2 separate regions of the Homo sapiens genome follow, and region 1 is linked to region 2. Evidence: chromatin contacts called from ENCODE Hi-C or POLR2A ChIA-PET data. All regions are on one chromosome and are shown on one strand. Each heading gives the region's core, a stretch centred on a gene start or an enhancer-like site at or near the end of the contact. The rest is flanking DNA. Distances are from core to core; before and after follow the strand shown. Region 1 holds the start of NBPF1 (NBPF member 1). Region 2 holds the start of SPEN-AS1 (SPEN antisense RNA 1).

Region 1 (5,591 bases), core at 1,532-4,031, 770 kb before region 2:
ATCATTGTGAAGCTCTTGATCTAGTAGATGATATATATATATATATATATACATATACCAAAAATACTATAATTTCAGAGAAGTGCTATAGAGTCTAATGTTTAACAACTTCTGGCATTTGACTGATGGTGTTTAAAGCTCTTCCCGCATTTTCCAGGGGTATAAATCGAGGCAAGTTATTTGGTATTTACTGCATTTTGGCTTCTTCATATGCAAGGGGGTTATGATAATAATACCTACCCCATGAGGACGGTATGAGGACTAAAGAAAATCGTGTATGTATAGCCTCGGCCAATGCCCATAGACACTGAGTACTCAACTAGGTGTTAGCTAGCAGATTTTAAATTTGCATTTATTCGTATAGTTTTTAAGGTAAAATTTACATTCATTGAAATGTTAACTGTATGTTTTTTGACAAATGAATACACTTATATAACTCATATCCCTATCAAGACAGAGACCATTTTTACCACCCAGAAATTTCTCTCATGTAACTTCCCAGTCAATCCCCTGCCAGAGGGAACCACTGCTATGATTTTTTCACCACAGATTAATTTTCCCCTTTCTAGAATTTCAAATAAATGGGAAGGTATGTGCTCTTTTGTGTCATTTATCTTCACAGACTTTGAAATAAAAAAGTTACAATTTTAAACCTTTTGGGCATTTAGTAAAAATCTCCTTCCCACCAGTAGCCACCAGTCACCAGTCTTCATTTCTCTCTCTCTCTCTCTCTCTCTTTGAGACAAGATCTTGCTCTGTCATCCAGGCTGGAATGCAGTGGCATGATCATGGCTCACTGCAGCCTCAACCTCCTGAGCTCAAGCAATCCTCCCACCTCAGCCTCCCAAATAGCTGGGAGTACAGGTGCCCGCCACCACGCCTGGCTAATTTTGCTTGTATTTTATGTAGAGACAGGGTCTCACCAAGTTGCCCAGGTTAGTCTCAAACTCCTGAGCTCAAATGATCTGCGGGCCTTGGCCTCCCAAAGTGCTTGGATTACAGGTATGAGCCACTGTGCCTGGCTCAGTCTTCCTCTCTTAAAGCAACCAATGTTATTAGTTTTATGTGGGCCACCCCATGGCTTATCATTATTAATTCAGGTGTTTATACAAGGCTCTTTGAGAACTCAGTTTTAAAGGTTACCCAAAGCATCCTAAGACAACTCAGCCTAAAACGATATAAAATCAGTTTTAATATAACTGAAGTTTCTACATTCTGACTCCAACTGTCAGATTGTGACATTTTCTCTTTCTCTGACTTTATGCCAAATTTACTTCAACTTCTAGCATCCATCATTCTCATTTATGAACAAATATGTATTTAACAAATGTGGAAATACAAATCATGAAGCAAACAAAACCAAACCCTGGGCTTACGTAGCCGATAGTAAAAAATTCACCAAAATAACCACCCGATTACAGTTTCATGCAATGTGATAGGAGTAAGGGACCACCATAGGGAGGTCAGAAGGTGCTTTTCAGAGGTGGAGACTACAGCTGTTCTCAGAAGAATAGGGGTTAGAAGAACTTTCCAGGCACAGAGCAAAGCATGAGCAAAAGCTCTGTGGAGGCCAGGAAGCTGGTAAATAGGGAATAAAAGAGGCCAGTTTGGCTGGAGCAGAGAGAGCAGAACAGAATTGGTCTGAGTAGTGAGAAGAGATGAAGAAGTGGGCAAGGCGCCTGGCCATTCGGGGCTTGGTTAGTTAGGAGGTTTTGTCTAAGAGAATGGGAAGGTGTTTAAGTGCTTTAGGCTGGGAAGTGACACGGTCACATTATATTTTGGAAAAGCCACTCTGCCTGTTGTGTTGAGATTAGAGAGGCGATAAAGGGGATATGGGTAAACCACAAGAAGACTAGGTCAGTAGTCCCTCGACCCTCACTCCCCAGGTGAAGGCAGCCTAGACTAGGGTGGTGACGGAGGAGATAGAAGAGGACAGATTCAAGGAAAATTTGGAAGGTAAAAACCAGTAGGATTTGCTGACGGATGGAGTATAGGAGGGGAGAGGTAGATTATCAGGGATGTATCTTAGTTTTCTTATACAAGATAGATTCAGTTGCAATGAAATTGTTAACTGAAATTGACTTTAAATAATGGCATGACCTAAAGTTATGCAAACATTTGCCTTAGATAAAATATCAAGTTTTCAAAGTTTTTAGCTGGGTGGACGGCATGGCTTTACTTCCTATTTCTTGGTATTCTAATCCTGTTGAAAAAAAAAGTTTTTCTTTTTCTCAAAGGCTTATTTCAGTGGAAGCCCATCTGCAAAATCTGTTAATAAATTTAAATTAGAAAATAACTACAAGTGCCATTGACACATTGGTTATTCTTTTTGAGAGTGACCTAAGGCCACCTCTGGGAGAGCTGGGGGCTCTTCTGAAGCCTGCCCGACTGCACCGCGTGCCCGTGCCTGGAAGTCAGATTCGGGGCGGTGCGGCAGCGCGAGGCCTGCAGTCCTAAGCGCGGGGTCGCTCCAGCCCCAGAGGGGGTGTGTCTCCTGCCTCTTCAACCTGGCAGGGGCTGTTCAAGTGGCCGGGGAAACCAGCGATTTGGAGGGTCGAGGGCTGGTGCTTTGAAAGACAGGCGGAGGGGAGAGAGGGATTTCCCCGTCCCCGCTGCACTCGGTCCTTCCCCTGGGTTACTCCTTTCCTCCGCCTGCGCGGCCCCTAACCTGCTCGAACCCGTTGTGCAGAAGAGGCCGCCGGGTCCCTTTAAGGCCCCGCCGCGCCTGCGCCTTGGGTTATCCTGACACGCCCATCGGGATCCTGAGGAGCCAGTGGGCTGCAGGCGCAGGCGCAGGCGAGGGGCTGGGTGGCGGTTGAGACAGCGGCGGTACTGGGAGGCGTAGGTGAGGGTCGCGAGGCTGCCCGAGCTTCTGAGCGAGCGCGGTGCTTTTGGGAACGCGGGACGGGCGATCTGCGGCGCCAGGAGCTGGGCCGAGGCGCGGCGGCGCGGCTGCCGGCTGCCCTGTGAATGGGAAGTTACGCGAAGTCCACCCAGCGTTTCTGAGGTGAGGGCGCCGCGCCAGGCTGGGCGGGCGGTGAATCCGGGACCCGCGGGCGCACAGCTGGGTCGAGGCGCGGCCGTGGCAAGTTTTGTTGCGCGAGCGCGGGGGCGGGTGGGGGCTGTGGGGGGTCGTGCACCGCCGGGGCCTGAGTTCCCCGCGCTGGATTCTTCGCCTGCCGCTGCCGCCCGCAGCCCAACTCTCGTGGGCGCTGGGGAAGAAACTCGCTGGCGGGTGTTCTGTGGCATCCCAGGGGGTGGAGGGACGGAGCAGCTTCGGGGGCACGTCCTCCTATATCCTGTAGAGGACACTGACCCCGCACCCCACCCTCCAGGCCAGAAATCCGTTCCCTCTGCGGACCTGAGAGGCGAGCGCGCTCGCGCCCCTGACTTGCAAAGTTGGGGTCTTTACTGGCCTCCGGGCTTCTGCTCCTGGCGGTGTCTCCAGGCTGGTGATGGGCAAGCCAGGTGTGCCAGCTCCAGGATGCACATGAGCAGCATTTGTAGCCATCACTGAATCACCTCCTGACTAGCGGGGCAAGCCTCAAATGAACCGCAGGATTTCGGGTAGATTGGATTGTGGGGTTGCTGTTTGCACTCCAAAGAGTTGCTGTGATTTCCCTGCGTCTGGCTGGCTGGCTGGCTTCTTAGATCATCTCATGTGGCGTCCTTTCAGCGGAGAGTTAACCAAGACGTTTGGCCTGGCTTCCTTGTTTTCCTCCTATCTTTTGCTTAGAGCTGCTTTCGAAAAGAAGTCTTTTCTGGCAGTGGTATCTTTTCTTTGGGTTACAGTGTTGTTCATCCTTTCTTTGCCAAAAGAATGAATCCCAGTGCTTCAGGAAGTTAAAGAAAAGATCTGCTGGTAGTGTTCTGAGCTGATATGCGTTAGTAGCTTTTTGTTTTTAAATTCTATTGGTAAAATTTCACTAGTGAACCAGAAGCTACTTTTTCTATTCTGAAATGCTAGCTTTAAGATTTCTGAGAACTTTGCGTCAAAGAAATCTTGGAAAAGTTACTGAAGTATACAGAAGTTCACAATTTTACATGTGCAGGTGGCCCGGGCGCAGTGATCACACCTGTAATCCCAGCACTTTGGGACGCCAAGGTGGGTAGATCACTTGAGCCCAGGATTTCCAGACCAGCCTGGGCAATGTGGCAAAACCCTTTCTCTACTAAAAATACAGAAGTTAGCTGTGTGTGGTGGCGTGTGCCTGTAGTCCCAGCTACCCGGTAGGCTGAGTTGGGAGGATCACCAGAGCCCGGGAGGTTGAGATTGCAGTGAGCCGTGATCATGGCAGTGCACTCCGACCTGGATGGCAGAGTGAGACCCTGTCTCAAAAAAAAAAAAAAAAAAGTAATGAATTTTTACCAAGTGAACCACCACAGATCAAGAAATTGAACATTACTAGTCTGGGGTATATTTGTAGGGGTGGCATTGTTGGTTTTAGAGGTATATGAATGATAAAACTTTAGTATTACATATTGTTGAACATTTTCCCAAAGTAGTTGTACCATTTAGCAGGGATATGCTGGTTACCCCACATCTTCGCTGATACCTGTCAGTTAAAAATTATTTTGCCATTCTAGTAGGGGTGCAGTAATATATCAGTGTGGTTTCATTGAGATTGAGTATCTTTTATTGCCATTTATATGTCCTCTTTTGTGACGTGCCTGTTAAATCTTTTTATCCAGTTTTCATTGATATGCTTGTTTTCCTGTTGATTTGTAATACTTTATTCTGGATATGCCTCCTTTCTAGGATTTATATGTATTGCATTTCCCTTTTTTCAATCTGTAGCTTGCGTTTTCACTCTTTTATGGTGTTTTTTCATGAAGGGAGATTCTCTTTTTTTTTTTTTCTTTTTGAGACAGGATCTCACTCCATCGCCCAGGCTGGAGTGCAGTGGCACAATCACAGCTCACTGCAACCTTGACCTCACAAGGCTCAGGTGATCCCCCTGCCTCAGCCCCCAAGTAGCTGGGACCTACAGGGGAGTACCACCACACTCAGCTGTTTTCTGTATTTTTAGTAGAGATGGGTTTTGCCACGTTGCATAGGCTGGTCTGGAATTCCTAGGCTCAAGTGATACACCTGCCTCGGCCTCCCAAAGGGTTGGGATTACAGGCATGAGCCACTGCACCCAGCCTGAGATTCTTCATTTTAATGAAATTATACTTTATTAATCTTTTCCTTTATGGTTACTGTTTTTTGTGTCCTGTTTAAGAAATCAATGCCTAACCTAAGAGTATGAACACATTTTTCTGTGTTAACCTTATAACGATTTTATTTTAGTTTTTGCTTTTTTTTTTTTTCAGACAGGGCCTCAGTCTATTATTGCCCAGGCTAGAGTGTGGTGGCAGGATCTCAGCTCACTCAACCTCCATCTCCTGGCTCAAGTGATCCTCCCACCTCAGCCTCCTGAGTAGCTGCGACTATAGGCATGTGCCACCATGCCTGGCTAATTTTCATATTTTTTGTAGAGATGGGGATTCAACATGTTTCCCAGGTTGGTCTCGAACTCCTGGGCTCAAGTAATCTGCCCGCTTCAGCCTCCCAGAGTGCTGGAATTACAGGTGTGAGCCACCCCACC
Region 2 (4,946 bases), core at 1,087-3,586:
CCTTTCACATGCTTTGAACCCATAAAAATGTACTGTCTATTTAAACAACTAAATAGATTTGTTTAAAAATGAAAAAAAAAAACCTTTAAAATAAAAGAATTTCAGGGACACATGATCTGCTTAGTTTTAAAATAACCTGCTTTTATCAGTAGCATCTGCTTTTACTCTGCAATAGGTAAGATACTCCTTTGAATGCAGTCGTGAGCAAACTGCCAGCTAAGCCGTTTTTAATACAGTAATGTTCCTCCAGACTGCCGCTTTCCAAGGCAGCTCGAATCCTCCGCCCCCTCCTCCCTCTGTGCATTCTGAGATCGGCTCTGCTGATTCCCACATAAAGTGGGTCCTGGCCGCCATTTTAGAAAGTCATTCACACAAGCCAGACCGCAGCACCGTCCACTAAGAACCCTTCCAAAGCTGCCTGGGACGATTTCCTCTTTCTTCTCTCTGCCCCCTCATCTTGCAGAGGGGCCAAACTCCCAGCCATAAGCATGCAATGTCTCTGGAATCTGCATAATGAGAAATGACACGTCTAGGCACATAACACTGAGGAGCGAGCGAATGCTGCAATGCACGTGCTTGTACATCGGTGCATACGAATTTCCCAGGCAGAGACCTACAGAGAAAGTCCACAGGGGATTAAAGTGAGCACATCTAAGTGGTTTTTCCACTCCAATAATGTACACCTAAATGATTTTTCCATCAAAACACTGACGATACTCGAGGAGAAGCCAGGAGGTGGGGGGCGGGTAAGGGGTGGAGCAGCGCCAGGAAGAGAAAGTTCCCATCTGCTTCCCAATCCAGCCCGTGGTCTCCCCTTCATCCTAGGGCACAGAGGTGAATTTTTGCTCCCTGCCTCCCCCCGCCCCCGCCTGGTTTCTCAGGCACGACGTAGTAAACACCGGGAGAGTCCCTGGAAGCGCGCACCTCCCCCCGGCCTGCCGAGGACAGCTCAAGCAGGTTATGAATGGCCCCACGATTCCCGGCTCCTTTTCACACGCGGACACGCGCAGACGCGCGCTCCAGCGGCGAGGGTTTAATGCCCCAGTAACAGCAACCACCAACACAATCAATGATCCTCCATTTAAAAGACAGGAGCTCCGCCGCCGCTGCTTCCATTTCCTTATCCAAGCGGCTCAAAGCGAGCGACGCAATCTATTTTTCCCATGGTGACTCATTAATGAGGACGCTCCATAATTTCCTTCACTCACTACATAGTAAGGGAAATTAAAAGCCAAACTTAAAACCTTCCAGGGTCTTAAATATCGGAATAAACTGTCATTTTCGAGGACAACCACAGATTTGCTATGGTCCCTCTGAATCTGCACCAAGTCCAAGCCAATCGTCATTTTAATAAGTGTTTTATGCGGAGGCCTATCTGTTACGGTACACAGGCATTTCACAAAGAAAACGCACTACACGCTACTCAATAAGATGTATCAACGACAACATTTATTCTTATAATTCACAAAAATATTCAGGGGAGGTTTTTTTTTTAAGCTACATCTTCTCATCGTAAAAGGTTTGGAATGTTTTACCGTTTGATTCGGGAATTCAGGGGTGGGGGGCACCAGGGTCTTAGGGCGGCCTGGGAGTGCGACCCGAGGCTACGGGCGCCGGGGCTAGCAACCTCCTGTCAGACGCGGTCTCCTCCGCCGGGGACGAGGAAGCCCAAACGGGCGCACCAACTTATTTCACACCACTCTCCACCCAGCCCCGCAAAAACGAGAAACGTTTGCCATTCCCAGTGAGTTTCAAGGCTGCAAATCCTCCGGAGAGGTCCTAGATGGTCTCTCCGGGTCCGCGACGCGACCACAGTACCTACTGCGACTTCTGTTTTCGCACCGCCTTTCCCTTCGCACGGAACCCTCCCGAAGTCAGACATTGCCGAGCGCCCGCAGAGCAGCTTGGAGTGGCGGCGCCGGACCCGGCTGTCGGGCGGGCTCGGGTCCCGGCTGCTCCGGGCCGGGCACTGCGCGCAAGGACGCGACCCCGCCGCCCAGCGCATCTCCCACCGACTCCCGGGCTGACGCGAGGGCAGCCCCGGGGCGCCGGCTGCGTGGAGGCCGAGCCTCGGTCACCTCCCTCGTCACGGACGCGGCCGCCGGGGCCCCGCGGGCTCTTCGAAGGCGGCGCGGCTTGGCCGCCCGCACCGCCGACACCCGAGGCCCAACGCCGCGACGCGGGCCGAGCGGCTGACGAGGTCCCACAGCGCCCGTGGGTCCGGGCCGGAGTCCTCCTCACCAGCTCCGCGCTCCGGGAGGGGCCGGCAACGGGCCGGGGCGGGAAGCGGCGCCCGAGGAGCGAGCGCGGCCGCGGGCCTCGTGTCACTCACCGTTTGAAATGCTCGATGATCTTCTCTTCCCGCACGTTCTCGGGTAAGTTGCCCACCCAGAGATGCCTGGTTTCCCGGACCATGCTGGGCGGCGTGCCGGCGACCGCCGCTGCTGGCTCCCCCTCGCCGGCTTCGTACGAGACCGTCAGCGCCGGGAGGCGGGTGCCGGGGCGGCGGCGGCGGCGGCTGCGGCGGTGGCGTCGGCAGCGGCGGCGGCTCCTCCGGCTCCCCCCCGTGCAGAGACCATCCCTCTCCCCCAGGTTCTGACTCTCGGGCCTCGCAGCTCAGCTCTGCCGCCACCACACACCCGAAGCCGACCCTCGCGCTCCGGCAGCGCATGCGCCCGGGCAGGGGCGGGCGGGGGAGCGGGAGGAGGGGCGAGCGGGACACGGGCGGCAGCGACTACGACGGAGCTGGCGCTGTGGCAGCCGGACGCTTCCCACTGGCGCGCGCGGCCCGACTCCCGCCGCCGCACTGCCTCCCCCTCGCCGCGGGCGCGCGCGCGTCCTCCCGCCTGCCAAGGCGGAGAAGCTGAGTTCCTCCCAGCCGGCGCGCAGGCGCGCGGACCGGGCGACGAAGTGAGGGACTACAGGCGGGGAAGGAACGCTCGCGCGCTCGGCCCCGGTGCGCAGGCGCGCAGCTGCTAGTGGAGTCCCGCTGCTTGGCGGGCTCTCGGTCGGGTTCCCGCGCCGGGCAAGGGGCGGCTGAGGAAGCAGGAGCGGTCTTTAGCCCCTCCAGCGGCAACCCCAGGCCCCGGCCTGGTGGAAGATATGAAGAGAAATGCAATTGGTTTCCACAGGGCTACGGGTCAAAGCGGCTGCCAAGGCCTGTCCCCTAGAAGTCAGGACCCCTTCGTCCTCCGCTCACCTGGCGGCCAGCTCCTGGCGTTTCCGGACACTTAGATTCCTGCCTGCTTGGGAAAGCGATCAGAAAAAGGTTGCCCTTCTCACCGCTCTGCTGAACAGCGACGGCTTCAGAAACGCATCCCATCCAAGAGTCACTGGCTTGTAACATGAAGCAACTTTTTTTTTTTTAATACGGGGTCTCGCTCTGTTGCCCAGGCTGCTGGAGTGCAGTGGCACGGTCTCGGCTCACTGCAATCTCCGCCTCCCAGACTCAAGCGATTCTCCTGCCTCAGCCTCCCAAGTAGCTGGGATTACAAGCACCCGCAACCACACCTGGCTAATTTTTGTATTTTTATTAGAGACAGGGTTTCACCATGTAGGCCAGGCTGGTCTTGAACTCCTGACCTCAGGTGATCCGCCCGCCTCGGCCTCCTAAAGTACTGGGAGTACAGGCGGGAGTCACTGCACCTGGCCTAAGCAACTTTTTTATATAGAATCTTGCGAAACCGTTTGCAAGATACCCTTGCTGATCGCTGTGGTATAGAAGGAATAAAACGGAAATGAGACAGGAATCCAATATTGTTCCCCTCAGACCATAATTTAATATTTAAACAGAGAAAGGAATTAGACCTCTGGCCTTTCCAGGCCTAAGAGCTTTTGAAACCTACAGTTGAACTTTCTTTTTTTTTTTTTTTCCTTTGAGACGGAGTTTTGCTTTTGTTGCCCAGGCTGGAGTGCAATGGTGTGTTCTCGGCTTACTGCAACCTCTGTCTCCTGGGTTCAAGCGATTCTCCTGCTTCAGCCTCCTGAGTAGCTGGGATTACAGGCATGCGCCACCATGCCCGGCTAATTTTTGTATTTTTAGTAGAGACAGTTTCTCTGTGTTGGTCAAGCTGGCCTCGAACTCACAACCTCAGGTAATCCACCCGCCTCAAGCCTCCCAAAGTGCTGGGATTACAGGCTTGAGCCACCACGCCCAGCCTCTTTTTTTTTTTTTTTCCTGAGACCAAGTTTCACTCTTGTTAGCCAAGCTGGGGCACAATGGCGCTGTCTCAGCTCACTGCAACCTCCGCCTCCCAGGTTCAAGCGATTCTCCTGCGTCAGCCTTCCGAGTAGCTGGAATTACAGGCGCGCACCACCACACCAGGCTAGTTTTTTGTATTCTTAGTAAAGACGGGGTTTCACCATGTTGGCCAGGCTGGTCTTGAACTCCTGACCTCAGGTGATCTGCCCACCTTGGCCTCCCAAAGTGCTGGGATTACAGGCGTGAGCCACCATGCCCGGCCAGTTGAACTTTTATATAAAGGCCAATTTACAGAAATTCAAGGAAAACCCATAAAATTAAGGTAACTATATCGAGAGAAAAATAAAATTATTTATAATAAAAATACACAGAAATACCAGAGGTGTGCTGCTTCAGGTGCAAGCCAGATTTTTTTTTTTTTTTTTTTTTTTTTTTTGGAGACGCAGTCTCACTCTGTCACCAGGCTGGAGTGAAGTGGTACCATCTCTGCTTACTGCATCCTCCGTCTCCCGGGTTCAAGCAATTCTCCTGCCTCAGCCTCCCAAGTAGCTGGGACTACAGGCGCAAACCACCACGCCCAGGTAATTTTTTTACGTTTAGTAGAGGCGGGGTTTCACCATGCTATCCAGGATGGTTTCGATCTCTTGACCTGGTGATCTGCCCACCTCAGCCTTCCAAAGTGCTGGTATTACAGGCATGAACCACCAGCCCAGCCAATTTTAAATACTTGGCCTCATCGATTATC

The links. Hi-C counts contacts between places; a loop is a spot of excess contacts on that map. ChIA-PET counts read pairs that join two places held with the same protein, here RNA polymerase II (POLR2A). Pooled maps may share reads with other maps.
Region 1: a loop to region 2 is called in a pooled map, with 2.8 times the contacts of the local background. The contact joins the promoter of NBPF1 here to the promoter of SPEN-AS1 in region 2. A Hi-C loop is called at or near these places in 3 of 50 pooled maps. POLR2A ChIA-PET finds 5 or more read pairs at or near these places in 2 of 52 experiments (HepG2 and OCI-LY7).

Annotation. Positions count from the first base shown.
Region 1 is chr1:16,610,754-16,616,344 of GRCh38, reverse strand. It overlaps NBPF1 (NBPF member 1), which reads left to right and starts at 2,781. Exons shown (of 18, transcript NM_001405701.2): 1 at 2,781-3,007. RefSeq lists an enhancer at 1,980-2,937.
Region 2 is chr1:15,845,537-15,850,482 of GRCh38, reverse strand. It overlaps SPEN-AS1 (SPEN antisense RNA 1), which reads left to right and starts at 2,336. Exons shown (of 2, transcript NR_024279.1): 1 at 2,336-2,375. SPEN (spen family transcriptional repressor) reads right to left here and starts at 2,776. Exons shown (of 15, transcript NM_015001.3): 1 at 2,333-2,776. The coding sequence starts at 2,415. RefSeq lists enhancers at 604-1,198, 2,622-3,133, 3,134-3,646 and silencers at 1,870-2,289, 2,470-3,039.